2 separate regions of the Homo sapiens genome follow, and region 1 is linked to region 2. Evidence: chromatin loops called from intact Hi-C (ENCODE). Cell type or tissue: Caco-2. All regions are shown on one strand. Links, peaks and the distances in the headings refer to the core of each region. The heading gives the core; the rest is flanking DNA. Region 1 holds the start of LINC01762 (long intergenic non-protein coding RNA 1762). Region 2 overlaps LOC105378920 (a long non-coding RNA gene).

What was found. A loop is a pair of places that touch in the nucleus more often than their neighbours do. Peaks named below come from ENCODE experiments on the same cell type or tissue, not always from the same donor. Only the 100,000 strongest peaks of a DNase experiment are listed, where the experiment ranks them.
Region 1: a loop joins it to region 2, with 9 times the contacts of the local background. A loop is called at or near these places in 2 of 110 quality-filtered maps.

Annotation. Positions count from the first base shown.
Region 1 is chr1:116,468,445-116,483,883 of GRCh38, reverse strand. LINC01762 (long intergenic non-protein coding RNA 1762) reads left to right here and starts at 5,058. Exons shown (of 4, transcript NR_125972.1): 1 at 5,058-5,103; 2 at 5,712-5,832. LOC112268235 (a long non-coding RNA gene) reads right to left here and starts at 4,662. Exons shown (of 2, transcript XR_002958352.2): 1 at 1-4,662. RefSeq lists enhancers at 36-536, 5,054-5,613, 8,480-8,624, a cis regulatory region at 8,546-8,559 and a silencer at 12,334-12,569. In Caco-2, for the core only: no CTCF peak of the experiment used is centred there; DNase peaks (open chromatin) are centred at 6,250, 7,370, 8,483, 11,335 and 1 weaker place; H3K4me3 peaks cover 270 bases.
Region 2 is chr1:116,311,054-116,326,492 of GRCh38, reverse strand. It overlaps LOC105378920 (a long non-coding RNA gene), which reads left to right. Exons shown (of 5, transcript XR_001738197.2): 3 at 10,654-10,810. Among named protein-coding and RNA genes, the nearest start is that of ATP1A1, 54 kb to the left of the region's middle. In Caco-2, for the core only: no CTCF peak of the experiment used is centred there; DNase peaks (open chromatin) are centred at 7,502 and 9,902.

The DNA.
Region 1 (15,439 bases), core at 5,026-13,025, 160 kb before region 2:
CTTTGCTTAAGCCAAGGCATGTGTGAGAAACTTGCAAATCCTTCTTCCCTGCTCTGGACATGGGGAGAAAAGGCAGACTTCTTGCCATGGCCCTCAGGTTCTGCACAGACCGGCCCTTGTCAATTCTCCAGGCTTATCTTGTGCTGTGTTTCCCAGCACTCAGTGTGGCCATCATCCTGGCCTTCTGCCAGGCCCTGCTAATGCCATGCTCACTCCTGCCTCAGAGTCTTCACTCAGGCTGTTCTCTCTGTCTGGTCAAGAATAGCAGGCAGGGTCTGGTTTAGACATGGTCGTCCAAGAAGCCACTGTGAGCAGGGGAAAGTGAAGCTTTGATCTGGAGGATGTGAAGGGTCATGGTGTCCACCTGGGGAGGAGGTCTGCTCTGACAAGCACACTCCCTGTGGTGGCACCAGCTCTCTGTCACCCTGTTAGGAAGGAGTTAATGGGCATTTCCAAAGGCAAACTTCTCATGGGCTTTCTGTTTTAAATTTTCTATATAACTGACCACTCCTCATATCAAACTATCATACTCAGCGGGTTTGTATTTTCATTCCACTGGTGACAAATTAATGCAGGCATAGCCCTATTCTGGATAAAAATTGACCATCTCAGTGAAATCCTGCTGACTCCTGTCTCCCAGCCAGCACTTGGATTTGGTGGAGCCTGCATTAACCCCAGGGTCTCAATAGAGATTCTTAGGTCTTGGAGATTTCTACTAAAAGGCCCACTCTTCCACCTTACAGAATATAGGTCAGAAGTTTGGGCTACTTCAGCTGCCAGATCATAGTAAATAAATATTGAGTTTATTGAAGAAATACTGATTTTATGACATAGAGTTTGCCAAGTAAGCCAAATCCTAGATACAGTGCACAGCAACTCTGGTTATTAAGATATAGATGGAAACCCAGGCTGGCAACTATAGTCCCAGCTACTCAGGAGGCTGAGGCAGGAAAATTGCTTGAACCCAGGAGTTCAAGACCAGTCTGAGCAACACAGCAAGACCCCATCTCTAAAAAACAAAACAGTTCAAAGCTTTGAGGAGGTGGTGAAAGCCTTTATTGGTGTTAAATACTCCATCTCAAGAGCTATAGAAAGATCTTAACTCTTCCAGAGAGGCCATAGCCTCTGTGTAAAGCACACTGTGTAAGCTCCATGAAGGACACCCAGGAGGCACGCATGCCCAGAGAGGAGCGGCACCTGCTCCTCCCCTACCCTGGAAAGAGCCAGGCCATGATTCCTGTGGAAAGTGCTGCACCTCACCCAGCTGTGAGCAACCTCTTCCTGGGTCCTTGGGGGTGGGGAAACCAAATCCCTGGGTTTGAGTAGTATTTGGTCTTTTCCAAGAGCCTGTGTCTATGTCTGCTTGCTTTTTGGGTTAGCTCCAGCCAATCCCTGTTATCTTTCACAGAGGAAGAAGTATCCAGCTGTTGGGGAAAGTCCCAGGATCTGGGGCCCCGGGCCAGTTACAGGGATGTTGGGTTATGGCTGCTCTTTTCTTTCACCTATTTGTCTAGAAATGCAAACTATTCAGGTTGCCCATAGCAAAGAGGCCAAGGTTGGGAAGCTAAGGCATGGATGTGGTGAAGGAGAGTTGGAGGAAAAGGCTCAAAGAACCTCTGTTGGTTTTTGGGGGGTGTGACTTCAATCTTGTTCCTTCATTCCTACGTGGCCGAAGAGTCCCCTTGAGTGACCTCACCTTCACCCAACCCCCACCCAACCTGCTTATTCACCTACACTGACACCTGCCCTTCAGTAAGAAGCCCCACCCTCCCCAGAACACAAAGTTCTCCCTAGAGTCTGGGAGGAAGATCTGGGGTGTGAAGGGATGAGGGGAGGGCAGTCAGGGCTGGAAGTGAGAGGAAGAAAGGGATGGTTTTATTGCTCCTCTCTCGTACTCTGGCTCCTGCCAGAGCTAAGGTAGCAGGTTTTAAAAATGAAATGAAAGCAGCTCTTGCTTGTTAGAGTTGGTCATCCTCTGTAGGCCCCTTTGACTCGCCTCTCTCCTTCAATAACACCAACTCCTGCGGCAACATTTATTGTGTGCTCACGGGGGCCAGGCATTTTGTGAGGCTCGGGGCTGGGAGTTGATGCTGTGTTGGGGTCAACAGTCAAGGGGACAGCTAAATTCCAGCACAGTGAGGTTTGGGCCACAGTGAGTGGTGGAAATATAAAAGCTCCCCTCTGAGAATTGGAAAGCATCATATTTTTAAACAACTGTTGCTGGAGTTTACCTTCCTTCTTAAAGGAACCCCAGCTGCCTGTTCCCATGATGCCACTGCTGGAGTCTCAGCCCTGAGGTTGGGCAAGCCGGGGGTTGAGACTGTACCTTCTCTGTTTACTGAAGGTGTTCCTGTCTATCTTACTGCCTATGCACTGTGGTCCCCACAGCTGAAAGTCAGTAGGCAGAACAGCTGGCCCGGTAGGACCCATTTCTTCAATGAAACAGCCTATGGCCCAGACAAAAGCCCCTGCATGGGTGGGTGGAGGCTAGGATGCTCTGGTGAGCCCCTTGGACGCCATTCCTGTAGTGGTCACATTGGAATCAAGTCCATTCACCGATGGTCTTAATGTGGACAGAAAATTGAATTTATTAATGGTAGATGTAAAAATATAATCAAACATTTCCATCCATATCATTGAGTCCTATCCAACAATAAAAAGGAATAAACTATTGATACATGCAACAACGTGGGTGGATCTCGAGGCAGTTATGTGGTGAACAAAGCCTATCTCAAAAGGTTACATACTGTATGACTTCATTTTGTAACATTTTTTAAGTGAAACAATTATAGAGATGAGGCACAGGTTAGTTGTCAGGAAGGAGCAAGTGTGGCCACAGAGGACAGCACAAAGAGTGGCTTGTGATGAAACAGCGCCACACAGGTGATAAAATTGCATAGAGCTACACACACACACACACACATACACACGCACACACGCGCACACACACGAGTACTTGTGAAGTCTGAATGAGTCTGGGTTGTACCAATGTCAGTTCCCTGGTTTTGATAATGTATTATAGTCATGCAAGCTGTTACACTGGATTGGCCTAGTGAAGTGTCTGTGGGACTTTCTTGTCAATTTTTGATTGTGGTAAAATATACATAACATAAAATGTACCATTGTAACTATTTTTACAGGCGCAGTTTGTTGGCTTTAAATATATTCACATTATTATGCAACAAACACCACCATCCATCTCCAGAGGACTTTTTATATCTTCCCATACTGAAAGTTCATACCAATGAAACAACTCCTCATTCCCCTCACCTCCCAGCCCCTGACAGACACCATTCAAATTTTCGTCTCTTTGAATTTGACTACTCGTATAAGTGCCTCATCTAAGTGGAATCACAGAGTTTTTATCTTTGTGTAACTGGCTTATTTCTCTTAGCATAGTGTCTTCAGGGTTCATCCATGTCATAGAAACATATCAGAATTTCCTTCCTTTTTAAGGCTGAATACTATTCCATTATCTGTATGTATAGTAGCCCATCCCTGCTTATCCACAATTTTACTTTCCTTAGTTTCAATTACCCACAGTCAACAGCAATACAAAAATATTAAATGAAAAATTCCAGAAATAAACAATTCATACCTTTTGAACTGTGAGTAGTTCTGAGAGGTATAATAAAATCTTGCTGAATCCTGCTAAGGGCATGAACCCTCCCTTTGCCCATCGTGTCCACTCTGTCTACACTCTCCACCCAGTAGTGACTTAATAGCCATCTTTGTTGCCAGGTTGTCTGCCCCAGTATCGCAGTGCTTGTGTTCAAGTAACCCTTATTTTACTTAATAATGGCCCCAAAGCACAAGTGTAGTGATGCTGGCAACTCAAATATACCAAAGAGAAACCATAAAGTGCTTCCTTTAAGTGAAAAGGTGAAAATTCTCGGCTTCAGGAAAGAAAAAAAATGATATGCTGAGGCTGCTAAGATCTATAGTTAGGAATGAATCTTCTATCTGTGAAATTGTGAAGGGAAAAAAGAAATTCGTGCTAGTTTTGCTGTCACACCTCAAACCGCAAGTTACGACCACAATACTGGTAAGTGTTTAGTTAAGCTGGAAAAGGCGTTAAATTGTAGGTGGAATATGTGAACAGAAATGTGTTCCCACTGACAGCAGTTGGGTTCGGTACTATCCACAGTTTCAGGTATCCACTGGGGGATCCTGGAATGTATCCCCCCAGGATAAGGGGGGACCACTGTACCACATTTATCCATTTATCCATCGATGGACATTTGAGTTGTTTCCACCTTTTAGCAACCTTCTGTGGATTTATAATTCTTTGAAAATAAAATGTTAAAAAATACAATCAGAAATGAAATCTATGAATTGGCTCACTCTTTCACCTACTGAGTATGTAAACTAGTGTTTGTTGTTGACCTGTTGACTTTTGTACAGTTCCCATCACAGAGACGATTTAAGCTTGGTAGGCCATATAGAACCTGATTTTTTCTTTCCTGCTTTTAAAGAAGCAACACGTATGATTGTTCAGAGGATAGTATGTGATATTCAGTGAGCTTTAATTAACCTGGCCCATGACACTATATACATGCTTAGATCAAGAAATAAGAAAGGAAATTCAGAGGTCTCTTGCACTGACAGGTGATTTCAGGAGAGACAATGACATTAACATTGAGCCAGCTCCTGACTATACAGAATATGAAGCCATTCTTTTTTTTTTTTTGAGATGGAGTCTCACTCTGTCACCAGGCTGCAGTGCAATGGCGCGATCTTGGCTCACTGCAACCTCTGCCTCCTGGGTTCAAGTGATTCTCCTGCCTCAGCCTCCCGAGTAGCTGGGACTACAGGCGTGTGCCACTATGCCTGACTAATTTTTGTACTTTTAGAAGAGACGGGGTTTCACCATGTTGGCCAGGATTTCTAATGCAACCAGGTAAAAGTAATTAGCAGGAGAGGGGAATGCTTGGCTTTGGAGGACTCATTTGCATTGCAAAGTATTTCCCATTGGTGGCTTGGCCAGGCATTCCTTTGTCCAGCCGTGTAATGGTCTCAAGACTGCGGAGCATGTTCACGCACAGCATGGACACCACTTCATGTAGGGGCACTGGACTGCCTAGAGTTGGAGGAAGGGACCCTGTGAGTAAGCATGACCTCATCCTGGGAGCTGCATGGCGGTGGGCCTGCAGGTGGGGAGGAGAGGGTGGGCGCTCACAGGGCAAGACAGAGGCTCAGCAAACAGAATGTGTATTGTGGCTGACGCCATTGTCATCTTTCCAAACTTGTTTCTGAAAGGCATCACATGGAGAGGGGATGCTGACAGGGATGACACAGTCCCAGCTCCAGAAACACCGTCAGCTGAACCCAGGGTTTTTTCATTTTTGTGTTTTCTCATGGAGGTTTAGGGGCTTAGTAAACCCCTTTATGTGTATTTTTTTTCTAGGGATAAACCCCATACCTTTCCTCAAATCTTCAAGGTCCATGACCTCCCGACATGTAGAACCTTATGCTAATAACTGCTCCTGGGAGACCTCTCCTCAGGAACTGACTTGACCCACCTTCCTACCAATGTGGCAGGAGGAAGTCCCTAAATGTGCTCGAGCCTGTTTGATCCAACCCCTGTGGGAGTCCGTGTTCCTCTCTCCCCACTTTGCCCTGTCCTTCCCTTGTTCTTCTCTTCCTTCCCTGTCCTTCTTTGGCTTTGCTACCTCTCTTCCCTTCCCATTGTTTTTCCTCCCCCCTCCTAGGTTCTCACATCGCTTTCCTGTTTCCCTCTCCTGCAATATGGATTTGACATATTAATCATTACAGCAACTGCTAAAATTCCACTGTGCTTCATTAATCCGGAGGAAAATACCATGTCAGCTGGTAAGTGCTGTAGGGTATGCTCATATGTTTTTCCTGGGGTCCATGGTAGTGGAAATTTCTCCATTTCTATGAGTAACAAAACAGGAGGCCATATGGAAGGCCACGGTGAGCACGGGTGGTGGATGGACACAGGGAGGGTGGGAATGTGGGTGGGCACCAGTCCCTGAAGGCATTAAGTCACCCATCACGGACCCTGACAGACCCTGGGCTGTTCAAGGACTCTAGTCAGAGAGGTTGAGTTGTAAAATCCTATTATGGTTGCCAAGACCAGAACAGTGTGACTTTAATAAGGTTAAAGTTTGGCATTTTTACAGCTTTCATTATGATAAGGTTTTCAGTCACATGACGGGGAAAGAGCTAGAGAGGGTCCATCCAAACACAGCCGGTCAGACCTCAAGGTCTCCTGCCAGCTCCCCAGGGGTTCCTCATGCTGCAGGGCCGGCTTTCTAGCTGCAGTTTCTGCCCTGCTGGTGGAGAAAGCCTGCTCCTATCTTTGGCCTCTGGGACTAATTGGGGAAATGAATTCAGGCAGCTATTTTCAGACAGAAAGAGCCCTTGGCTGACTTAGAAGCAAATGCCCCATTCTTTGGCCAAAGGTGTCACCCTGACCTTGGTCAGCAATCAAGCCACCAGCTACAGTGAGAGCAGAGGAGACTGTTCTCCTCCCAAAGAACTGAGGGGGTTCCATGCTTTGGTTAATACCCTCCAGCCTAGAATACATACTCTATTGTCCATCTGGATTTGTCCATCCTTCAAACATCTGCTCCTCTGGGAGGCCTTTCCTGATTTCATCCTCCCTTCCTGGCCCCAGGAAGAATTCATCCCTTCTCACTCCCATGGAGCTTAGGCCATACTTCTCAAGCAGCAGCTATTTCAGTGCCATGAGTTCCTTGAGAAAGTGCCTTCAGCCCCACTAGACCCGTAGCTCTCCATTTACGATTCACCTGTGCCTAGTTTTTCTTTGAATACTCAGCCCATAGTACAGTGCCTAACACACAGTAGGTGCCCATAAATGTTGACTGAGAGAAAAATTTAGCTGAAGGCACATCCCTTACACTGGGAAGAAGGCTTAAATGTCATGTCCTCCATGCTTGGATCATCTTTGCCCATGAAGAACAGGAGAAGGTATAATTTCGAAATAGGTTACTAGTTTCTCAAAGTTGGAATTTGCATGGGTTCCTGTATCTATAGCATCTACCATCATGTGTCCACTAGTGTAAATTTCAAATGCATTAATGGTCTCATCTATATCCATTGTGTCATAATGTCGACTCATTTAGAAAATTCTTTATTCAAACTGGACAATTCAAATCAACACCATCAATTATATAACTACCCTGTGTCACAGCCAGCACTAGGCCATTCAGAAATACAGAATTAAGAAGTCCCTGTCCAAAGGAGTAGAGTCTAGTCGCCAAAGAGATATAGTCAAGTGTTAAGTGCATATGAGGTCATGGTTTGCATGCTGGCTGTGTGCTGTCATGCAGGCACACAAAGATAAGGGCACAGCATGTTCCCTTGAGAAGTTTATGGTCCAGCTGAGGAGCTAAGCCATTCACTAATAAAAAACACCAAACCGCAGCTGAGCATACTCAGGTATACAGAGATCCCTTAGACCACAGCTCCCAGGATCATGGCGGGTAGCCCCTCTCTGGACCCACAGGTGTGTGAGAACTACCAATGGGAGAAGAGCTTGGCCCTTCCTAATGCTTGGAGTCTGATGGACTCCAAAGGCCACTGTGTTTTGGTGCAGAACTGGAGTTTTTCTCATGGGCCTGGGACTGACCTGAACCATCAGTGCTGCTATGGAGCGGAACTGACTCTTCGGCTAGGCCCTGAGAGACCCCCCCATCAGGGCTCCTTGGATGAGGGATGCCCAGGCCTGGGCTTGACCTCCCAAGGTTATTTTGGACCATAATGAGCCCTGCTTCCGGCACACCCTCGGCTCAGAACCAGCCCAGAACTTCACTGGATGCTACAGGAGGCAGGAGCATTGGTGGATGACCTTCAGAAGTGGGCAGTGCTGCTTAAGGGGGAGGGATCACCCCCACTTCACCTCCACAGCACGTAAGCTTTGCAATTAGAGACCAGGGACCAGTAGAACTTGGAGGATGGCAGCGTGACACTAGAACTGGCCTCCCACGCTGCTCTGACTGGCTTTCCCCGAGTACTGGAGATGTGAGAAGATAGTCAAAGCCACCGGCAAGGGGTTGGGGGCTGAGAATTGTCCCCTTTGCTTGACCAAGGGCCAAGGGACAAAGTAGCAGGGTCCAAGGAGGCACCTCTCTCACATGGAGGGGAATCAGGCTCTATCACTACAGAATAAGTGTCCTCAGTTGGAGGCCCTCCCTGCCCGGGGGAGGGAGATATCCTTGGCAGTGCCGCTCCTGGCCCCCACAGTTCTCTCAGCTGAGCCGAGAAGCAATTCTCCTTTGCCCCTGGCCACTCCTCACTCGTGAGTGGGGAGCGTGACTCACATCTGTGGGGAGGGCAGGCACAGTTAGGTGAGCCTCATTCAAATGCCAGGCAGACGCAAATAGCACGCTTTCCTATGAATAGCTTCCCCAGCTGTTCTGCGGGAGGCTGAGCGCGTCCTTATCCAAAGTACATTTGCCCTGTTCTTATTTATGAGCCGAATCGGGAACCATGGGCTGCTTACCTTTGGCCCCTCAAGGCCAGCTTTGTGTTCTTTGTTCTCTAAAGTCTCACCCAAGTGAAATATTAACTGGTGGTGGGACAAAAGGGCCTGGTGCCTCTGAAGGCAGGGCTGGTGGAGAAGGATGCCTGGAGGGTGTGTTGTTCCCTGACCTGGAATTTTCCATTCCTCTTGTGCTCACATGACCAGGGCAGTGCTTTCTTCAAGTCACAAAATGAAGATGGCTGCCAGGGTGGCTGGTGCTAAAAAACCAGATAGTGGTGGCCATGGCTGTTAATGGCACCATCATCACTGATGATGATAATCTCAGTGGTACAGCCTGATGGAAGCTGTTAGGCCTGAGTGCCAGGAGGCCAGGGCCGTGGCCATGGCTCTGCCTCCACAGCAGCCTGGAGAACCTTGGGGAAGCCACTAGATGCCTTGGCCCTCTACTCCTCAGCTGTAACACGGGGAGGCTGGGAGCACAGAGGTCCTTTCCTGCTCTGATGATCTCTGCATTTATGAACTGCATTGATAGCTGGTCGCAGTAGCTGTATTGCTTTATCTGTGAGGAGTTATTAGGGTGCATCCTCCACTACCTTTGTACCTCTCTTTCCCTTCTCTCCATCTGCCTCACTGTTTCTTGGCCTCATTCCCTTTATCTCATTTCCTTCATCTTTATCTTCAGGCCGAGGACTTCTAAGCTAGACTACACATTGATTCAGTGTCTTTTGAATCAAGAGGGCCCACCTCTGCCACTTTCTAGTTCTGCCACTTCCTAGCTATGTGACCTAAGCCAAATTATTTTGTTTCTCTGCATATCAATTTCTTCATCTATAAAAAGGCAATCGGGTTAGGGCTTTTGTAAATATCGCACATAGTGTCTTGTATGTGAAGGCTCCACGGATAGAAGGCATGGCATGTTTAACATGTGAAAATTGGCATACATAAAGAACTCATCTTTCTTCCCGCAGACCTCCTTCTGTCTCTGTTTCTGTTACCAGGGATACTCTCCTCCGAATTATTGGGGTTTGGGGTTGATGTCAGCTTGCCTTTTTTGTCCCCTTGTTCCCTCCAGTATGTGTCTCCAGAAGCCTTCCTTTCCATTCCTGTGGGGTCTGACAGTTGTTGGAAGAAGGCCTGCAGGTCCAGGGCCGAGCAGGGGCCTCCACCGTCTGCTGAGGTGGGGATACTATCTTTGGGAATCACTGGAAGTTTTACTTACACAGGGACTTTGCCTGGGGGTGGTGAAGGGATTGGTTTAAATCATTGTTGACTGGCCAGGATTTCCTGAAGGTGAATGTGGACCTCATTGACTGGGGCCAAACAGACCTGAGTACACTTTCTTGGACTTGCTGCTGACCTCCTTACTGTCCAGAGTCTACCTGGTGCGTTCATGTTCCCTACACACTGCAGGTTGTGCATGAGGATGTCTTTCAGGGTGACACTGGCTTGAAAAGTTAAGGGAGGCAGCCAGGTGCAGTGGCTCATGCCTGTAATCCCAGCACTTTGAGAGACCAAGGCAGGCAGATCCCTTGAGGCCAGGAGTTCTAGACCAGCCTGGCCAACATGGTGAAATCCCATTTCTATGGGTGTGGGAGCCTGCACTTATAATCCCAGCTACTTGGGAGGCTGAGGCATGAGAATTGCTTGAACTCAGGAAGTGGAAGTTGCAGTGGGCTGAGATTGCGTGACTGCCCTCCAGCCTGGATGACAGAGCGAGACTCGTCTCAAAAAAAAAAAAAAAAAAAAAAGAAAAAGAAAAGAAAAAAGAAAGAAAGAAAAGTTAAGGGAGGCAGGTACTTCCAGAATAGCCCATATTACTCTTTGGGAAAAAATTTTTTAAATTGCTTCCTCTAGAAGATGTCGCTCTGTGGGCACATAGCTTAGTGGAATATAAGCTGGGTTTCAGTACCCACTTGCCCCCTTAGTGCAGAGCCTTTGTGCAAGATACAACCTGCCCAGTCTTAAGTGAGTCCTTAACTCCCATTCCAGACCCTGGCACTCACTCATTAGATTCCAAGTTCCATGAGGACAGGGTCCATGTCTCCTTCATCAGTGAGGTCCCAGGGCCTAGCAAAGGGCCTGGCACGATGCAGATGCTCAAGAAATATTGCTGGATGTTGAATGAATGGATGAATGAATGAACAATGCCTTGTAGCTAGGAATGCCTGGTGTAATTGGTACCAAAGAGCTCTGAGGGCAATAAAGTGGGGCAGTTAAGAGCAGGTGCTTTGGAATCAGAAAAGACTGAGTCTGGATTTTGCCCTACCTCTTAATAGATGTATGATCTTAACTGAGTCTGACTTCCTTCATCTTTAAAATAGGGGTGTAATAACACCTAACCCATTAGTGTTATAATGAGGCTTCGATGAGATGATATATGTAAAGCACATATATTAGTGTTTGGCCAATGGTGAAGTTGTAAATGATGCTTCCTGGAGAGCACTAAGGATAGCATTTCCCCGGGGGCCTCCCCATCCTAACTGCTTTAGGGTTCCCATACCAAGTAGCCTTCCCAGTCATTCTCAGTATGCATCTCGGATATGGAGTGAGGCAGCTTGTGGCTGCAGTGATTTGTTTGCTCTTGGCACCCATCCACATAAACTTACTGAGGCTTCAAAACCCATTAGGCACTCAAGCATTCAGTGCTTCATGCATTTCCCAGAGAATGCTTGATTTTTGTTGCTTAGATTACAAATATGTCCTACGATTTACTGCTTCCCATTACTGTACCCCTACTTACTCTTTTTCTTGGTCTTGGATACCTGCCACCATCATTTAGCTGATCTCATGCTATCAGCAAAGGCAAGGAAAACAATAGCTTCTCTACAGGACTTTGCCCTCCCACAGCCTCAGGGGCCACAGATCCTACATGCTGGGCTAGAAAACACATGTCCCCAGCTTCTGAAGATGTTCACTTGAGAAATATAATACAGGCACACACTCACTGCTGCTGCATCTGTTTTTTTGAAGCCCACAGCAGCAGTCCAGCTGAGAGCACATCAGGATGTCTATCCTTCAGCAGTGCTGCAAGTGGGAATTTGTGAAAGGCTCTGCTGAGGAGCTGAAGAAAAGTTGCTAAGTCAATTCAGACTGGAGGGGGAGAAGTGGGAGAGGATTTTTCTATCACTGGTTGCATATGTCCTTGGGGACTTAAAGATGATCTTGACTTTTTTCAGCCTGAAAATTTGCTATTTTAAAACATCAATGTTGGCTCATGCTAATTCACCAAGAGATCAAGTGACTTTGCAGGGGTGGGCAGGTGAGGGGGAAGTAGGGTGTGGTAGAGGGGAATGTTTATGGAATAATGAAATGGACACAGGATGGGGGGTGGTGGGGGGTCAAAAATATAGGTTTAATCTCTGTTTTGTCAATGAGTGGTTATGTGATCAGTTGATGCGACTTATCAGCCAGGGCCTTTGTGCCTCTATCTGTCCTATGGGAGCAACACAGGGATGTGCAGAAATTATTACAGGCCATAGATTTGAGTGTGTTTGCAGCACACACGGGGTGTGAAGCCACTGCCCCCACAGTTGGCCAGTGCAGGCAGTATTGGTTCTACAGCCTCTGCGGTGTCCAGGGGATACTTCTGAGGAAGGGAAACAGAAAAGAGAGCTGTAGAAGATTCAGAGCCTTATTCCAGGCAGGTGCTCTCCTCTTGATGATTCAGCCAGGGAGCTTGCCCTTCCTGTCCAGATGACAGGATTTCATGGCAGGCATTAAAACGCTTCTTCCATTATAAAGCAAGTCAGTTGTGGGTAGAAGGGAAGGGAAGGATGGAGCAGGCTCTGGAGAACATGCAGCCCTAGTGTGGATGTTGGGTGAGATGGCATTGAAGCACAGGGAGGGGGAGGTGCAGAATGCTCAGACTGCTAGAGGAAGAAGGGAAGGCAAAACTGGAAAGGGAGGTGAATCAGGCAAGCAGAGTGAGCCCTCGGGATACGCAGCTGAGCCCTGGTGATAACTGACATCCAGCTCCTGCAGAGGGAGTCTGAGTTTCCCCTGTAATCTGTGTATCAGGAAGGCAGAGCTCACGGGGTGGGGGCCCCCAGGTCCGGGAGCTGTGGGGGCAGAGTGAAAAAACTCAGCAATCAAAATAATTGATATTTTAATAAATAAAAATTAATGCAATTAATCATGATGCACTAAAAAAGTTAAATAAAGACAAAATGTGATCCTGTAACTTGTATGACTTGGTCTCACTCATCTCACCCTAGTCTGAGCCCTGTTGGCTTTTACCTCAGCAACTGAGCAGCATTTTGATGAAAACTTTTCTATTCAACTCATATTTCTCAGAGACCCTGCCCATGGTGTCTTAGTCCATTTTGTGTTGCTAGAACAGAAGAGCACAGAGTGGGTAATTTATTTAAAAAAAAAAAAGAAATTTATTTCTCACAATTCTGGAGGCTGGAAAGTCCACTCTCAAGGTGCTGGCATCTTGTGAGGGCCTTCTTGCTGTATCACCCCCATGGCAGACAGTGGAAGAGCAAGAGGGTGTGAGAGAGGGAGAGGAAGGGGGCGGAACTCATCCTTTAATGAGGAACCCATTCCTGCAATAACTCATCCACTTCCCCAATAACAGCATTAGTCCATTCATGAGGGCAGAGCCCTAATGACCTAATCATCTCTCAAAAGTTCTACATCTCAACACTGTTGCATTGGAGATTAAATTTCCAACACATGAATTTTGGAGGACACATTCAAACCATAGCATACAGTAACTTCAAAATGATTTACTCTTTACCGGGGTAGTACCATTAGTGACTCCAAGTAATCCTCTGATACTTTTCTTGTTAAAGAAATTAAGTATACATAACATTTACACCCATTTTATCCCTGTTGGGGGCAGTCCACGACCCCCAGGAATATGCATGCTGGGTAAAAAAGGTGCACTGTAAATATTGGAAAAAGAATGCTACCTGATTTGATGCATTGAAATATTGACTTGTAGCTAATTGTTTGCAAATGGTTTTATTTGTATATGTTCAGTTTCCTGCCTCCTCATCAACCAGATATTAAAGGTTAGGGTCATTCATTCATTTGTGCATTCAGCAAACATTTATTAAGCCTCTATTATGTGCCAAGCATTTGCTTGGTGCAGGGAATACAGAGGTAAATGACACAGGCCCTGATCGCCCTGATCTAGGAGTGCCCAAAGACTGATGGGGGAGATACTTGAAGGACAGTGAGGTTGATGAGGATGATGTTCAAGGATTTTCACAGGATGTCGCAGTACACAGGGGTCGAATATATAACAATACAGAGAGGGCTCCCTAGCCTGTAGGGATGTGTGGGTACTAGAACTTAGCTAAGGGAGGAGAGGAAGAAAATATTTCAGGCAAAGGCAACTAAATGTGTAGGGCAATGACTTCCTAGCACCCTCAGGGTGCCAAGGGATAAAGTGGCCAGGGGCCATGCCCTCAGCACACCCCCTACAGGCCACTCCCAATAAATCTACATCCATTTAAAAATACTAGGCCTAATATGCTGGCTGGCTGGATGCCCCTTGTTAGTGTATGTGCAGCACCCTGCCTTTCCCACAGCATTTATCCCACTGCCTGTGGCTGCCAGCATCCTTGTCAGTGTCCCCCATTGGACTATTAGCTCATGATGTAGGGATGATTCTGTCTTGCCCAATATTGTAATACCAGTGCCCAGCACAGTGTGCCGTTCCAGTAAGTGCTCAATAAAACATGTGTTCAATGAATGAATGAATGAATGAAAATAAATAAATAAATAAATAAATAAATAAATAAATGGAGGTAAAAGCAACAAGTTCAAGGACTCCCAAGTCACTTAGCACCTGGATTCATTTATATTCCTTTTATGTTCTTTTAATATTATCTAATGTGTAGACTCTGGATATAGCCAGTGTCCAATATACAATTTTAATGAATTATGATCCATCGACTGGGAACACCAGACCCATGGCCTAGGCCTTAACTAAGAGCTGGGAGACCTCTCATCTTCCCTCTCCTGCCAACAGGGTCCATATGACAATCATTACTTGTGGGATGAACCTATGAGGTTAATAATTATATTCTTCTCAACATGACAAACTGCCATTGTCTTTTATGTTTAGCTTTCAAAATAAAACTTAGAGGAATTAAGAACAATATTATACAATCATGGATAACATCAATGCAGTAATTAAAGGGTAGGTTAAAAATTCTCTACTTCAATATTTTCTACCCATTCCAAGCAGCTAACTAATAGATATTTTAATGAAGTAAATATATTATTTATTAGTTTGTAACATTCAGACTATAGGGTTGATAATACCACAGTCTAGAGAAGTGCAACCTTAAGGCAGAGATGATGAAAGATTCCATAATTGTTAAATCCTAGGACTTCCATTTACTTTTTGTAAATCCCTGGGCAAGTTACTTATTCTCTCTGAGCATTTCTTCATTTGTAAAATGGAAACAGTAATACCTCACCTACTTACCTTAACCAGAGCTATTCTGGAGATCAGATGACACAATGAAAGTCAAGACATTTTATGAACCACAAAGTGCTATACTAGTATGAAGAATTATTATTAGTTATTTGCTGGATCATATTCTTACAAAAAAGAAATGTGAATAGTAATACAGGATTCAAAATTGCTAGATTTCTAGAGACACGGCGTGGTAGATAAAGTGCCCTTCTGCAACCCTTCTTCTACCAACCCAGACCTAAAGACTAAAGAGATGGGAAAATTGATAGCCTTCTAGAAACTTCGCTTAGCCATCTGCAGCAGTAAACCAAGACAGTGTAACTATTTGACTGAAGGCTTGGAAACACTCAAAACTCTGTCAAGGTAATTTTGCTATAATCTTAAGCAAACAGGTCTGAATGTAATGCCCCATTAGAAAGCAGGAACCAATGTCTTCTGTTTTGCTTTCCCAAGTCAACTGTGAGGTGGCACTGTGCCTCAAGTGTGTTCTACAGGGAATTCACACCAAAATTACCTGTAAATTGGGTAGA
Region 2 (15,439 bases), core at 4,472-12,471:
AGGGAAAAGACTGAGTTTCTCTTTCAGACTAAGCAGTCCAACAGGGCAAAAACAAGCAAACTATTTATCAAATTATTTATCAGAAGTTGGGGATGGAGAAGCCCAAGGAAGAGAAGGAACTGGCTAGAGCCACGAAGGGTAGGCAGGGTGGGTGGATTTGGGGGTAGAGGAGGGCCTGGAGCCATACAGGAAAAGGCAGAGTGTTTTTGGCAGAACCATGATTGACTGTGTGACTGTCACACTCTTGGGCAATGGCTTACCAGTCCCTACGCAACCTGGAGCCCCACCACCTCTCCCAGGACAGCTGCTCTTCTTTGAACAGCTCAGGCCTGCTCCTGACTCAGTGCCTTTGCGTTTGATATTCCTTTCCCAGAAACACTCTTCCCTTGATATTTTGGAGGCCCACTTCCTCATCTTGATGTTTTCAAGCAGGTGTTACCTTTGAAGTAAGGCTTTTCTGATCACCCTGTTGAAAGCCACAATCTGTCTCCTCACCCCAGCACTCCACCCATTTCCTGCTTTAGTTCTCTCCAAAATAGTGATTATCACTGACACTGTATCAGTGTTTCTTAAACCTGAGTACTTATCAGAATCACCTAGAGGGCTTATTAAAACAGTCTGCTGAGCCCATCCCCAGATTTCTGATTCAGTAGATCTAGGGTTAGGCCCAAGAATTTGCATTTCTAAAAAGTTCCCAGGTGATTCTGATGCTGCTGGTCTGGGAACTCACTTTGAGAACCAGTGTATTATAAATTTTATGTCTATTGCCTGTCTCTTTCCACTAGAAGGTAAGCTGTTTACAGCAGGGATTTTTTGTGCTTTGTTCACTGTTGTACTTCCAGTGTCGGAATAGAGCCTAGCACATTGAGAATGCTATCTGTTGAGCAGAGAGGCAGATGTGGGATGCTGGTGTGCAGTGTGAGCTAAGTTTAAAAAAGAAAGATCAGACCATATCCTCGCTAAATTATTATAGAAATAATACTATATTATTATGAATATAACATTTATTTTAACAAAAGCAATTACCAATTACTGAATGTTTCTACTGTGTCAGGCCATTTAACAATGAGGTTGGGAGATACTGTATGCTTTGCTTTGCCTCAGACCACACAGTACGTGTAGTAGGTGACTTAGGTCTGCCTGACTCCAAAAAGATGGCCTTAACCACTGTGCTACAAAGCTGTCTAATGATGGACTTTTGAACTTTTTATTTCAAAATAGTTGTAGATTGACAGAAACGTTGCAAAGATGATACAGAAAGTTTTCATATACTCTTCATTCAGCTTCCTCTAATGTTAACAACTTACATAACTATGGTACATTTATCAAAACTAGGAGATCAATGCTGGCACAATACTATTAACTAAACTTCAGATTTTATTCAGATTTTACCTGTTTTTCCACAAGAATGTCCTTCATCTGTTCCTGGATTCAATCCAAGATGCCATTGTCTAGCAATTTTTAGAGACTTACTACTTGAGAAACTTAAATGTGGGCCTCATGAAATCCTGATGATACAAAGATGAGGAAAACGCAGTACAGCCCTTGAGGTGCATATGACAGGAAACAGATCCAGGAGTAAAGGGGTTCTCCTGGGACAGAGGGAAGCTCAGGGTGTTCTAAGGGCCAGAGCAAAGTGGAAAGGCAGGCCAGCCTTGGAGTTTGAGAAGGCTTCCTGGCAGTCAGGCAGGAAGAGCAATGTGAATAGGTATTGAAAGTCACTGAATTTCAGCAGAAGGAAAGGCCAGAGCGTGATGGTGGTTCAGGAGAAGCAATAGGAAGAGACTGGTCAGGAAACACCAAGAACTGAGACATTATCCATTGGTGCTGGGGACTAATGAGGCTCTCTTCCAGGGTGCCAACATAGTGAGCTATTTGTTTGTATTGGACTCTTCTGGCTGGAGTGTGTAGGCTAAATGCTTATCTTTTGATAATAAACCTAATTGTTTATATAAGCCTTCCAATATCTTTTTTTTTTTATGTAGAGACTGAGTCTCGCTCTGTCACCAGACTAGTGCGCAGTGGCACCATCTCAGCTCACTGCAACCTCTGCCTCCTGGGCTCAAGCAATTCTCCTGCCTCAGCCTCCCGAGTAGTTGGGATTACAGGCGTGCCACCATGCCCAGCTAATTTCTTTTGTATTTTAGTAGAAACGGGGTTTTGCCATGTTGCCCAGGCTGGTCTGAAACTCCTGAGCTCAGGCAATCTGCTTGCCTCAGCCTCCTAAAGTCCAGTGTCATTTTATTATACAGTCATGCACTATATATATATATGTGTGTGTGTGTGTATATATATACATATATGTATATATATACACATATATACATATACACACACACACACACACACACACACACACATATATATATATATATATATATATATGATGGTCCCATAAGATTATAAGGGAGCATATGTAGAAATCTGATATATGGGACTTGATACTGGCATTGCAGCTCAAGCAGGGGAAATGACTGATATTCAGCAATTGTGCTGGGACATTTGGTTTTCCATATGAAAACATATATAAATAAAAACATATATACCATCTATGTTTGTGTAAGTACACTCTATGATGTTTGTTCAAGGACTAAATTGCTTCAGTACACATTTCTCAGAATGTATCCCCAGCGTTAAGTGACATATGACTGTACTTATATATGGGAGGCAGTATAAGATAGCAGTTAACAGCACAGGCTCTGAAAAGAAGCCTCCTGGGTTGAAATTCCACCTGACTCCACCTTTTCCCACTGTATGACTTGGAGAGTTACTTATCTTTCCATGCCTTGCTTTTTCCCACTTGTGAAATGGGAATAACACCAATACCTATCCCACAGTGTTGAAAGGATGAAATGAAATGGTGACTGTAGGCACTTAGCACAGCGTCTGTACACAGTAAACAGTCAATGTCAACATCAGCTATTATTGTACAAGTATGTGTCTATTTCACACCATGTCTGTATTTAGTAGATGAAAGCCAAGATACCTGAATAGCCTGAATACCATTTTCTAAGAGCTTTCATATATATAGTCTCATCATACCTTCAGCATGATTATTGTACCTGTTTTATAGACAAGGAAAGTAGAACATAGCAAAGTTAAATGACAAACCTACAATCAAGGAAAAGGGCCAAGTCTTTTATTTACATTCCCAGATTTTTTATGCCACTACTGGAACATTGACCAAGGTTCATTAACATAAAGGAACAGTTAGAAAAATAATGAACTGTCTGTTCTTTGGGTCCTATCTAGAAGATAAGCCTTTATCAGCAGTTTTACTGCATAAAATATTTTATGAGTCTGCCTTCTGTGGTGAAATGTCGGACTTGTGAACATTTGAGCAACCTGCAAATGCAGACTGATTTCGCTTGCAAAGGGCCAAAGAACCCCCAGGGTTTGACAAATTGTTAGTTGTCATAAACACAGCTCACAGATTTGGCCCTTGGAGATAAGTCTTAGGGGTTGAGCAGACAAGAATTAACTCCCTGTGTAACTTCAGGTGAATTGCTTAACCTTTAGGATTCTCAGTTTATTCATCTGGGAAGTGGGCATTCTAATATTGGAGGTATAAAAGACACATGCATTGTACAGACCCTGGCATTCAGACAGCATTCATTAAGCGGGAGTCATCTCTTCCTACTCCATCCCTTTCTCATAGTTGTAAATTATCTTTGGCAAAGGGCATGAAATAGCATAGATGTGCAAGGAACTCTAAACAATATAATTTTACCAGAGGTGTTAAATGTAAGGCAGGAAGAGACTTTAAAAATCAGTTTTCGGGCAGATAATAAAACCAAGATGTGTTTTTCTCCATTAAAATCTCTGAGAAGTCAGAATCAGCAATTGGATGCTGTAGTTTTCACTTTAACTACATTTGAATTTTATTGTGCTAATGAGGACTGAAATTTTGATTGCACTGGTGACTTCAAGTGTCTCTGGTGGTCTGGTGTCGTTGTGGAGGACAGTGTGGACTGCTATGCTGGACAGACCTCATCAGCAAGGGAGTCCTGACCATAGCAGGCCTCAGCTGACATATACTTGGGCTCAGAGCTGAATGCCATGTCACCTTATGTCTAAAATGTGTTCTGGATGTTTCTCTCAGTGAGGTTTCAAACATATTTATGTGTGCGTGTATATATACGTGAGCATATGTGTATATCTGTGTATGTATATATGCATATGAAAGGAAAATATATCTGAAATAAATATATAAAAGAAAAGAAATAAATATGTATATGAAAGGAAATAGCTGGCAAATATTGCAAGACAGCTAGTCACCAAATTCATATTCAAGGATCTTATACAACATCTGTGAGCTGTCCTACCTTCCAAGCTGAATTCTCAAAGTGACAGTTCTTAGAAACACCACTCCTTTTCTGGTTAAGTGGGTCCGTGTTTCAGAAGGAGCTCCCATTTCCAGCGCCTGTGACAAAGCTGCTTTTGATCAATATTTGAACAGGCTCCTGCGCAGGCAGGGACACACTGAGAGGCACAGGTGCGGATGTGCATGTGGCCTCTTCCCATGGCCCCTCTGGCCTCTCTAACTATACTTGGAATAAACTGCCCAATAGCAAACATTCATTGGAGAACAGATCAGTGTGGCTGAGGCGACACTAGCCAGCCAGTCTTTGCCTAGATGTGTTATCTGTGCTCCATAGTCTCTGGGCTAGCTGGTGGTTACTAGTCACTCAGCAAGCACATTTAGCTGTGCACTGAAGCTGGCAGGAGCTGACAGGACCAGGTTTCATTTTCCTGCAGGGACTGGCCACTCTCAATTGGCTTTCTTTTAATATTGAACATGAATTTCAGATCTGTTCCCAGCAATGGCTGAATGGGGTCCTCATCTTTCCTGTGCGTTATGCTCCCACCTATTTCCCCATTTCATGTAGTCCTAGGGCTTTAGCTAATATTTGCCAGTAACTGGTGATAACCAGAGTGTTCACCTTTCCATGCTAGACACATTTCTATATGCTGACCTTCATAGTGGGAGTGGGCATCTGAAGACCCATATTCCAATTGTTTTTGTTTCTACCCAACTAAAACTCATAGAAAACTCATTTAACGCTTTTTCATCTGTTTTGAAATCCATTAAATAGAGATTATTATCCCTGCTCCATTTACCGCCTAAGAATGTGGTGGAGATAAAATAGGATCACATATATAATAAGGTAGCTCAAAAATTAAGAGGCATGCAGAAATGAAGGTGGTGGTACAGTTGTAACAGGGAAGCTTAATTGCTTTGGATTCCACTGCTGCAGAGTTCCCGACTACTTAGAGGAAGCAGCACAAAAGTGTACCTTTGCCCTGTTATGAAAAAAAGGATTTGTTAAATAATTGAATGATGTGAAATAATATATGAGGAATATGTATAACCTACTTATGAGAATGATAGGGTTTCATAAACTTAGCAGCAGTCATTTACAAATTAAAAATTCATGAGTCATTCTTCTGTGTTCTCCATAGTAAGTAATGGAATACCTTGACATAGCAACACTTAGCTGTGAAAATAAAAAACATAGCACTAAAAGGGAACTTTCAGTTCATCTAACCCCAAAACCTCGTTTTACCAGTGATGAGACTGATTTTCAAGGATAAATAACTTGTCCAAGTTCTCTCAATCTGCTGGAAAAACAAAAAAAAACCAAAAATTCGTGTCTGCCACCATTCAGGCTGACTCCTTTGTTGGCTTGATTAAAGATCAGTTTTTCAGTTCTGAAGGACTAATTCCTGTTTCCTTGTAACGGGAACTTCTACAGAAACACAGACTCACCAGTTATGAGAACTTGAATATTGCCTCCCTTTCTCCCTCGACCAACAGTGGATCCAGGTTTTATTGGGGGCCTGAAGCTTTTTAAATTTGGAGTTTCCTCTGTCAAAAAAAGAACCAAAATTATAAGTTAAGAATTAGGTACAAATATGAATGTTTATCTGTTTTAATTTTTTTTTTTTAAGAGACGGTCTCCTTCTGTCTCCCAGGTTCGAGTGCAGTAGCACAATCAGAGCTCACTGCAGCCTCAAATTCCTGGGCTCAACGGATCCTACACTTCAGCCTTCCAAGATGCTGAGTCCACAGGCATGTGCCACCATGCTTTGCTAATTTTAAATGTTTTTGTAGAGACAGGGTCTTGCTATGTTGCCCAGGCTTGTCTTGAACTCCTGGCCTCAAGCAATTCTCCTGCCTCAGCCTCCCAAAGTGCTGGGATTATGGGTATTGAGCCACCATATCTGGCCTTATTAGATTGAGAGAATCACAAGAAATTAAAAATTTTAACGTGTTGGCACAAATATCACAAATCCAGAAAAATAGCGAAATATTTTTATTAGCTCCCTGCCACTGCTCCAAAAACCTTTTTAAAAAACATCTTTGGGTTGCAAACTCTTTGATTACTTCTTTATTATAATTTTGAGATGTCACTACCTAAAGAGAAGAGAAAGATAATTTAACATTTTCTCTGGAATGGTTGATCACAAATTTTTTTTATTACTGATACTTCTAAAAAATTGTCTTTTAGCTTTCCAACTTGTAATTGGGAATGTCATGAAAAAAATTTTTTTTTTTTTTTTTTGGGACGGAGTCTCGCTCTGTCCCCCAGGCTGGAGTGCAGTGGCGCGATCTCGGCTCACTGCAAGCTCCGCCTCCCGGGTTCACACCATTCTCCTGCCTCAGCCTCCAGAGTAGCTGGGACTACAGGCGCCCGCCACCACGCCTGGCTAATTTTTTTGTATTTTTAGTAGAGACGGGGTTTCACCGTGTTAGCCAGGATGGTCTCCATCTCCTGACCTTGTGATCCGCCCGCCTCGGCCTCCCAAAGTGCTGGGATTACAGGCGTGAGCCACCGCGCCTGGCCGAAAATTTTTATGATTGTTTTCAAATTTGAAAAAAAGTCTATCATTTTTGTCATATATTAACTGTTCCATATATGTAGGTACACAGGTTTATAGGGCATGTACTCTGCCATTCTGCTCAGAGCACATGTGCTACAAACGTAGGAATTCTCATAAACTATTTCTCAAAACTCTCATTCAAAATAACAGCAAAAGGGGCTAATTTTTTTGTAATTGTATACACTACATTTTCAGGCATCTTTATGATAAGAGAGAGTTTGCAGTCTGATGAGGTGTTGTGAGAACTGAATCTTCCACTTACAACTTTCCACATCTGCTGTTTGAAAGAATTCTCTATATACAATCTTTGGCTTGATACATTTCAGACTTTATTTCTCCTCCACTTTCCATCTGTAACCGGTGCTGGGAGCTGAAGGACACGTTCTCATTTCCCCATGACCTCCAGCCTCGCATCTGATACTAAGCAGTGGGTGCGTCAGCACAGCGGTGACAGGGAGTATTTCAGAAAGCCATTTGTGCTCTGGAATGGCTGGCAGTAACATAACTATGCGTAGAGGTGGCTGTGACCTACACAAATATATATCTTCATGAACACAAGCTAAACTTGTCACTCATTCATCTTTCCCTTAACTGCATTCCAGAAATGCCTGCAGCCCCCTCCAATGCTGCCCCACCCAAAGAGTTATGTGAGGGAGTGGGAATCCGAGTGAAAGAGGCCGCATTCTAAATCGCAAAGCCTTATCAGCTTTGCAAATTTTACAGTGACAGGTGACCATGTAAACACATTGGCAAGACTCCTCCAGGGCCCTGGAAGGGGCCAATGCAAGGGACAGGTCCTGAGGTTAAGCTTCATTGACCTCATGGTGAAAGGGAGGTCTCTAGTCCATGGAAGAGAAAGAGCTATAGCTCTCAACATTCTGGACAGAATGTAGCATGCAACTGCAAGGGCAGAGTTGAGGCTGTTGTCTGGATAAACTGAGAAGCAAGAAGTCTCAGGTGCTTAGTCCAGGTCAGGTCAGTGGTTTCACCAGCAGTTTCCAGCAGAGGTAACTGCAGTAGCGTGCACTAGAGTAGGCGTCCTGCTACATTGGACTGCCTGGGAGAGAGGGCCTTGTGGTGCTAACTGGGTGTCATCATGTCTTCTGTCCACTGAAGCTCATCCTTCATGGGCCAAGACACCAATGAAAAACCAAGTTACCAATTCCTTGAAATGATGTCACTAAAAAGCAATCACTTTGTTACAATTTAAACATAATATTTGCATCTAAATTTGGACTATTGCATCCTAACAAATATTTATGTTCTGTACACATCAACTAATATTAGAGACAGTCTGGTGAACAAAGAGAGAACATCTTATTAAAAGTAAAATTCTCAGCCAGATGTGGTGGCTCACACCTGTAATCCCAGCACTTTGGGAGGCCGAGGTGGACTTCAAGACCAGCCTGGCCAACATAGTGAAACCCCATCTCTACTAAAAATACAAAAATGTGTCAGGCATAGTGGTGCGTGTCTGTAATCTCAGCTACTCAGGAGGCTGAGGCAGGAGAATCACTTGAATCCGGGAGGCAGAGGTTGCAGTGACCTGAGATGGTGCCACTGAGCACTAGCCTGGTGACAGAGCGAGACTCCATCTCAAAAATAAATAAATAAATACAAATAAAAGTAAAATTCTCATGGTGGTTCAGATCCCACACGGACAGCCATTGTCCTGGGGTCCCGTTTCCAATTTATCCTAATGGTGTGTTTTACGATATGAGCTTGAAGAAAAGTAATAAAAAGTTTTTTTTTAAGTATTCTGAAATCTGATTTTTTAATCAAGTCAGTTCGGTGTTTGACTCTCTATAGAACTCAGACTCTTAGGGCAATGAGTCCCATCTGTGTCTCCTGCTTTCCATTCTTTCTTCAGTCTCCATATTTGCATTTCTGCCCTATTACAACAGCCTTTTAATCAAGCTCTCAGAATCCGGATCTCGCTCCCCTAGTCCACCCTATACTTTGTTGCCACTTAAATCCTCTGAACTGGCCTTGATTAGGTTCTCCCTTCCTTGCCAGCTTCACTGGCTCTCCCCTGACCACTGCAGGCTAGCGGTGGTGCCCAGGACGCTGTGTCCATCCTGCAGTCTTGAGGGGAGCACACTGAGGACAATGCTGCCACAATGAGGATGGCAGAGAGGAAAAATGGAAAGAGCCTCAATCACGGAGACTCAGTCAACCCTGGAGCTGCTCTACCTTGGGACTTCTTAACGTGTGTAAAATGACATTTTCCTCATTGTCGAAGCCATTTTGATCATTTTCATTTGTAAATGAAAATTTACATTTTCTGTAAATTGTAGCCAAAAGCATTGAAAATTACAGAGCTATTTTGCTAACTTGGGCAGGAAGAAGGAGCAGGATATACCATGTCCACTTGGTATTTTTAGACATCACATAGAGATAGTACATAATGATGGAAGAAATACATGCAAAAAAGAAGCAGTTATGAAATCAGTCCCTATGGAGCTAAAGTAGGAGCTTTTCTAAGGCAAAAGTCTGGGTTTATGAGAGGTGTTGCTGAGTAAAAAGCAACAAGAACTCTGCAGAGGTTATCTGTGGCTTTGTTCTATTGAGGACTTCTTTTGCTCTTCCTTTTTGCTCTGTTCTACGGGGCATCATTCCTTGTGATTCAGGTAAGGCTGAACCTGTCACAGGAGTGGGCTGGAGAGGGAGGCCTGGCCAGCAGGACGTGGCACCCCTCAAGCCACAGTGATTGGTTGAGAAATAGGCATGTGGATTTTCACTAAGATTTGATATGGTTAAAATAGACCCTGGGAGAAAGAAAGGGTGCTCCTCTCCCTACCCCCGGGGTCATGGGTCGTAAGGTTTCTATCCAGAGGAGAGAGCCCTGTGAAATTAAAGCCAGTCAGAACTCAGAGGAAAGTTGCACTGAAAGATGGGGAAGATAGAGCCCCTGAGTGCAGCCAAGCCTGAGGCCAAAGTCTACCTTTAGACTTGTCATGACCATGAACACATTTTGTCCTTGGTGTGCGTGAGTCAGTTTGCACTGATTTTCTGTCAGTGGAAGAGGGAGGCCCTGGATCTGCCATTGTGATCAGAGTGAGACCAGGTGGAGAAAAATGTGCAGGAGATAAGAAACCGTGAAGGCATCATGAGGCCTGCTGCAGTAGTCACAGCCTGATAAGTAGACAAGCACAGGTTTGGAACTGATTTGAGTTTTAATACCAATTTTGTTACTTACCACATTGATGAATCTGAGAAGGCCACTTACACATTCTGAGTCTCAGTTTTTTCATCTATAATATGGGAAGACACTACTACTTGCCTTACAAATTTGTTGTTAGAATTAAGACAACATATGTAAAATACCTAGTACAGAAGCAGGCAGATAATGCTCGCTTAAGAGATGTTAGTTCCCAGCATCATAGAAAACACGTATCAAAGTTACTGCAATAAAAATGTTGAAATTTACTACAAACGTTCTTCGGATTTTCCTTTCTCCTTACCACCTTTTGCTTTTATCTCTTTCTCTGGCTATTTAATCCTAGTAGTTTCCATTGAAAATAATAGCTCCCATTATTAGAACATGTACTTTGTTCTAGTACTTTACATACATTATCTCTAATTTTGACAGTTATGAATCAAAGCAGGTAGCAACCATTTTACAGGTTGGGAGACGTGTGTTCAGAGAGATTAGTGACTGGTCTACCCTGTTAGTATAAGACAAAGCCAGGACAGCATTTTGATGCAGCTGGTGGGGGAGGAGAAACCCCAGTGGCGTTGTTTACTGTTGGAATTTTTCTTTCTCAGGAGAATTATGAAAGACATACTGTTGTTTTAAATTTCAAACCACAGTTACCTGTGTAACTAAAGAACCTGTAAGTCCCTCAATAGGAAAAAGTGGAAACTGACCCAGAGGATGCCAGACAGAAGGATATATCCAATTGCAGTTCTTACCAGCATACAGGTAAGAGAATGTTCTTGAACTTCACATAGGTTAATCCAAAATTGAGATTTTTAGATGAAATTAATTCCAATTAAATTAAAAAAATACTTTAGAATTATGGAGGTAGAAGGTGAGATGCAAGCTAAGTGGACTTTTCTTTCATTATTATAAAAATGTGCAAAGCCCAAATATCTACCATTATCTTCACGAACCCCTTTCTCCCTTCCCACTGCAATCTGTTTTTTCTTTTTTTAATATAGGTGATCCAATTCTGATCTGCTTCACTGTCTTCATTAGGGCATAATGAAACTATTTTTGTTCCTATGGAAACATAAAAGCTGCAAAGACATGTCCGAGGATGTTGGTTGCAGTCTGTTTATAATAACAAAAAAGTGCCTGTCTTTATTGCTGATGTCCAGCAATAATGGGAGTATTTCCCTAAGTGGAATGCTATGCTCCAGCTAAAAGAAGAGATAGGGCTATAGGTACTAACATAGGATGATGTTGACAATATATTCATATGTTTCAAAAGTTAAGTTGCAGGATGATACTTAGGATATAACCTTATTTTTATATAAAAATAAAGAGAAAAGAATTTTTATAAAGGAAAAACCTAGAAGGAAGAACACCAACCTATTACTAGTGGTTATTGAATTATCATTTGGAGTGGTATCACAAAGGACTTTTTTTGCTTTAAACATTTCTATATAATTGTGAGATTAGGGCCTTTTTTTTTTAAACAACGAGCCAGTTTTATTTCTATATTCAGAAAATAAAATTAAGATTTTTTAAAGTTGAAATTCACATCAAATTGATCAGTACTCAAGAGGGTATGATAAGCTATTAATTGATATTGTTGTGAATATTAGTCTCTGTATTCTATATACTTTGTCCTGTGTTTGTTTCCACAGCCCAGAATCATTTTTCTAATTATTGACTGTGTGTGAAGTTTTCCCCCTTGCGTAACAGCCTGCTGGCCTTGGAACCCAGCCACTCTGTCTCCTGATGTACTGGCGCTTCCTTTGTCTTAACTTGGAAAGATCCCACCCAGGGTATTACAGCCACTTTGTTCTTCTATCTGTAAGATATCAATATCACATCTATGGTTCCCAAGTACAATTAAAGCAAGATTAAGTTTTTAAAAAATTGGCCAGGTACTGCGGGTCGTGCTTGTAATCCCAGCACTTTGGGATCACCTGGGGTCAGGAGTTTGAGAACAGCCTGGGCAATATAGCAAGACCCCATCTCTATTAAAAATAATAATCATAAGTTTTTTTCTCCCTGAATATTTAGATCAGATACTTACTTTACCTTCATTCTCTAACATGTATTCTGCACCTGCCTCTTGCCAAGCACTTGATAGGTGAGGCACAGTCTTTGTGCCAAGGTGCGGAAAGCATCCTGGTAGAGACAGACAGGTGGGCAGCAAGAGTGACAACACAAGGTGACACCTGTATTGTTACATATGCTGTCTTAGAACCCAAATGTGTGTCTGTATTAGATGCTGGAAGGGCAAAGATGAGTAAGATATGATCCCTGACCTCTAGAGGCTTATAGTCTAAGCAGATATCCAATAGAAATATGATACAAACCATACAGGTAATTTACATTTTTCTAGTAGTCACATTAAAAAAAGAAATAGAAGAAATTAATTTTAATCATATATTTAACTCAATATTTCTCTAATATTATCTTGTTTAATTTTTATTTTTTCTGTTTCTCTTTTTTAAATTTTTAAAAATATGTATTTATTTATTTATTTGCTTATTTTGGGGACAGCGTCTCACTCTGTTACCCAGGTTGGAGTGCAGTGGCTCAGTCATCGTTCACTGCAGCCTCAACCTTCTGGGCTCAGGCAATCCTCCTGCCTCAGCCTCCTGAGGAGCTAGGACTATAGGCACCTGCCATGATGCCCAGCTAATTAAAAAAAATTTTTTTTAGATACAGGGTCTCCTTGTGTTGCGCCAGGCTGGTCTCAAACTCCAAGTGATCCTCCTGCACCTAGGCCTCCCAAAGTGCTATCATAACAGGTGTGAGCCACCACACCCAGCCTATAATATTATTCCACCATATGATCAAGAGAAACATGATCATTGAGGTATTTTATATTATCTCTTTCATACTATTTCACATGTAGTATGTATCTGATATTTACAACACATCCCTATTCAGACTAGACACAGTTCAAGTGCTCAGTAGGCATGCGTGGTCAGTGGCTACCACATTGAACAGGGCAGATCTAAGGGGAAGATGAACTTATAAATAGATCATTTTGCAACAACATATTCAGAGCTCCCATAGGGCATGCCTAGCCTAGGTTGCGGTGGGGGATAGTCCTCACTTACTGGGGTGGGATGTGTGGGGGAGGGGGGAAGGGTCAGGGAAGGCTTCCTGGAGGAAGTGGCATGTGATCAGAGGTAGCCAGATGCACTATGGGAAGACCATGTTTAGAGGTGAAATAGACCTGAAGATGTGCTCAGTGGCTTCAAACACTGCAGTGCATGAAGGGCTCATCACTACTTTGGTGGTTATAGCTTAAAAAGTAAAACAGAAAAACATAATTTTTTTTTAAGGGACGCTTTTAGAAGATAGGACAGGAATGAGGTAGAAGGGGAAGTGCAGAGGAAGGCCAGTAAAGAGGGAAGCTTTACTACTCAAGGGTAAACTTGACCTGAGACCAGAAACATGAGGAGCATTTTGCCTGGGCAGTGCCCAGTTAGTGGAGGGCAGGCCGGATTTCAGCCCCTGGTGGGCCCCGCAGCCAGGCCTTTTATGGATTCCATGGGCTGCACAAACTTCTATGGTGGCATTCATTCTGCTGTTCTGTTATGCTGCTCCCTCTTAGGCTGGGCTGTTTCTCCACATTTGCATGAAAATAAGTGTACTGGAGCTGGTTAGAGAATGTGACTCTGATTACTTTTTTCTGGGGTTTGTCTGTAGGTATAAGTTTCTAAGTGTGCTTGAACCTTGCTGAAGTGTCCCATAAGGACCAGGGAAAAATACAGTCCATGCCTTCTGGGGGCCTGTCTTTCCAAACACTAGCCTTAAACTGGCACTGCCATTTGAAGGGCATCTGTGCTTACAGACCTGGAGAAGGAATGCCACGTGTGCTCAGCATGTGTCTAGGCTGCGGTTATCTGAGCAGGACACCAATCCACTGTGCAACCTTCGACCAGTCACCTTGCCTCTGTGCGTTTCCTCTCCTCCTCTGTGAAAGTTGAGGTTGGGATAGATGACAAAGCTCACGGTGTTGTGACTAGGAATCTGTAACTAACTGGAGCAAACTTGCCCTTAGCAAACAATGCCCTAGGCTGTCCCCAGTCTACGGCCCCCAACCATGACACACACAAAGCTGAACATTTGGTCCTCCCAACCTCTCCTGAACAAGTGCTTGCTGAAACCCAGGGAAATCCGGTTTCAGAAATTTCCTTATGCAACAGTTTTTCCTCACTTTACGCTGCTGGTGCTTTAAGAAACACAATATTGGCAAAATGGATTATGCTCAGAATAATTCCTAAGAACTGGATGGACCAGTTTGGTGAGAAGCCCAGGGCACCTTCAATTAGGGACTGGCATCTCTGTCCTCCCCCAGTGCTCCCCTCTCACTGGGGTGTAATGGGATGACAACCAGGAGTCAGGCTAGGTCACAGGATGAGAAGTATGCACTGGCTGAAGCCGCCTGGGACAGCTGTAGAGTACCCTCGCCTTGGCCTCGGCTCACTGAGGCTTTAATAATGCAATAATAACCAGCTTCTAAAGCACACAAGGCTTTTAGAAAGAAGGACATAAAAGCAACTTTGTTCTGTTCTTGCCCAGAACAGCACACATCCACAGGTGTTCCCACAGAAGCTGGCCACGTGGCTGCGGCTGTTGTTGGATTTCCCCCCTTCTCCCTTACTGAGGCGCTATAGATAGCTTAGAATGAAAACGGCACCCAGAAGAGACACTTTAAAAAGAGAGGAGAAGGCCGGGCGTGGTGGCTCATGCCTGTAATCCCAGCACTTTGGGAGGCCAAGGCAGGCGGATCATGAGGTCAGCAGTTCAAGACCAGCCTGGCCAACATAGTGAAACCCCATGTTTACTAAAAATACAAAAATTAGCCGGGTGTGGTGTCACACACCTGTAATCCCAGCTACTTGGGAGGTTGAGGCAGGAGAATTACTTGAACCTGGGAGGCAGAGGTTGCAGTGAGCCCAGATGGGGTTTGAGGGTGGGGAGAGAAAGAAAGCAGAAGAGGGAAGAGCAGACTGGTGAGCTGGATGTGCTTTCTGCTGAGCGCTTCTCTTCCAAAGACTGCTGGCCCCTGCAGGGTGCTGCGTCCACTCCATCAAAAAGTCATCATCAGCCCGGTGTGACCCTTACTGCAGTCAGAGCGTGGGTGGCTGCACAGACAAAACCATTTCTCCTCCATGCTCTGCATTCGGCAGGCCTCATCACTGCGTATCCCGCGGAGGGGCAGCCAGTGCTCAGCTCACCCTCCCTGCCACTGGGACCCTGCCCCGCCTCCCTCCTCTCCAGCTTCCCCACCCCCACTTGCCCAAATGCCTAGGTTATATAGTGGCTTCTTCATCCCTAGTTCTTTCATTTTGTTCTTTGCAGAAGGAAAACCCCTCTGCTTAGGGTGGAAACCACTCTCCACTATGTAAAGTC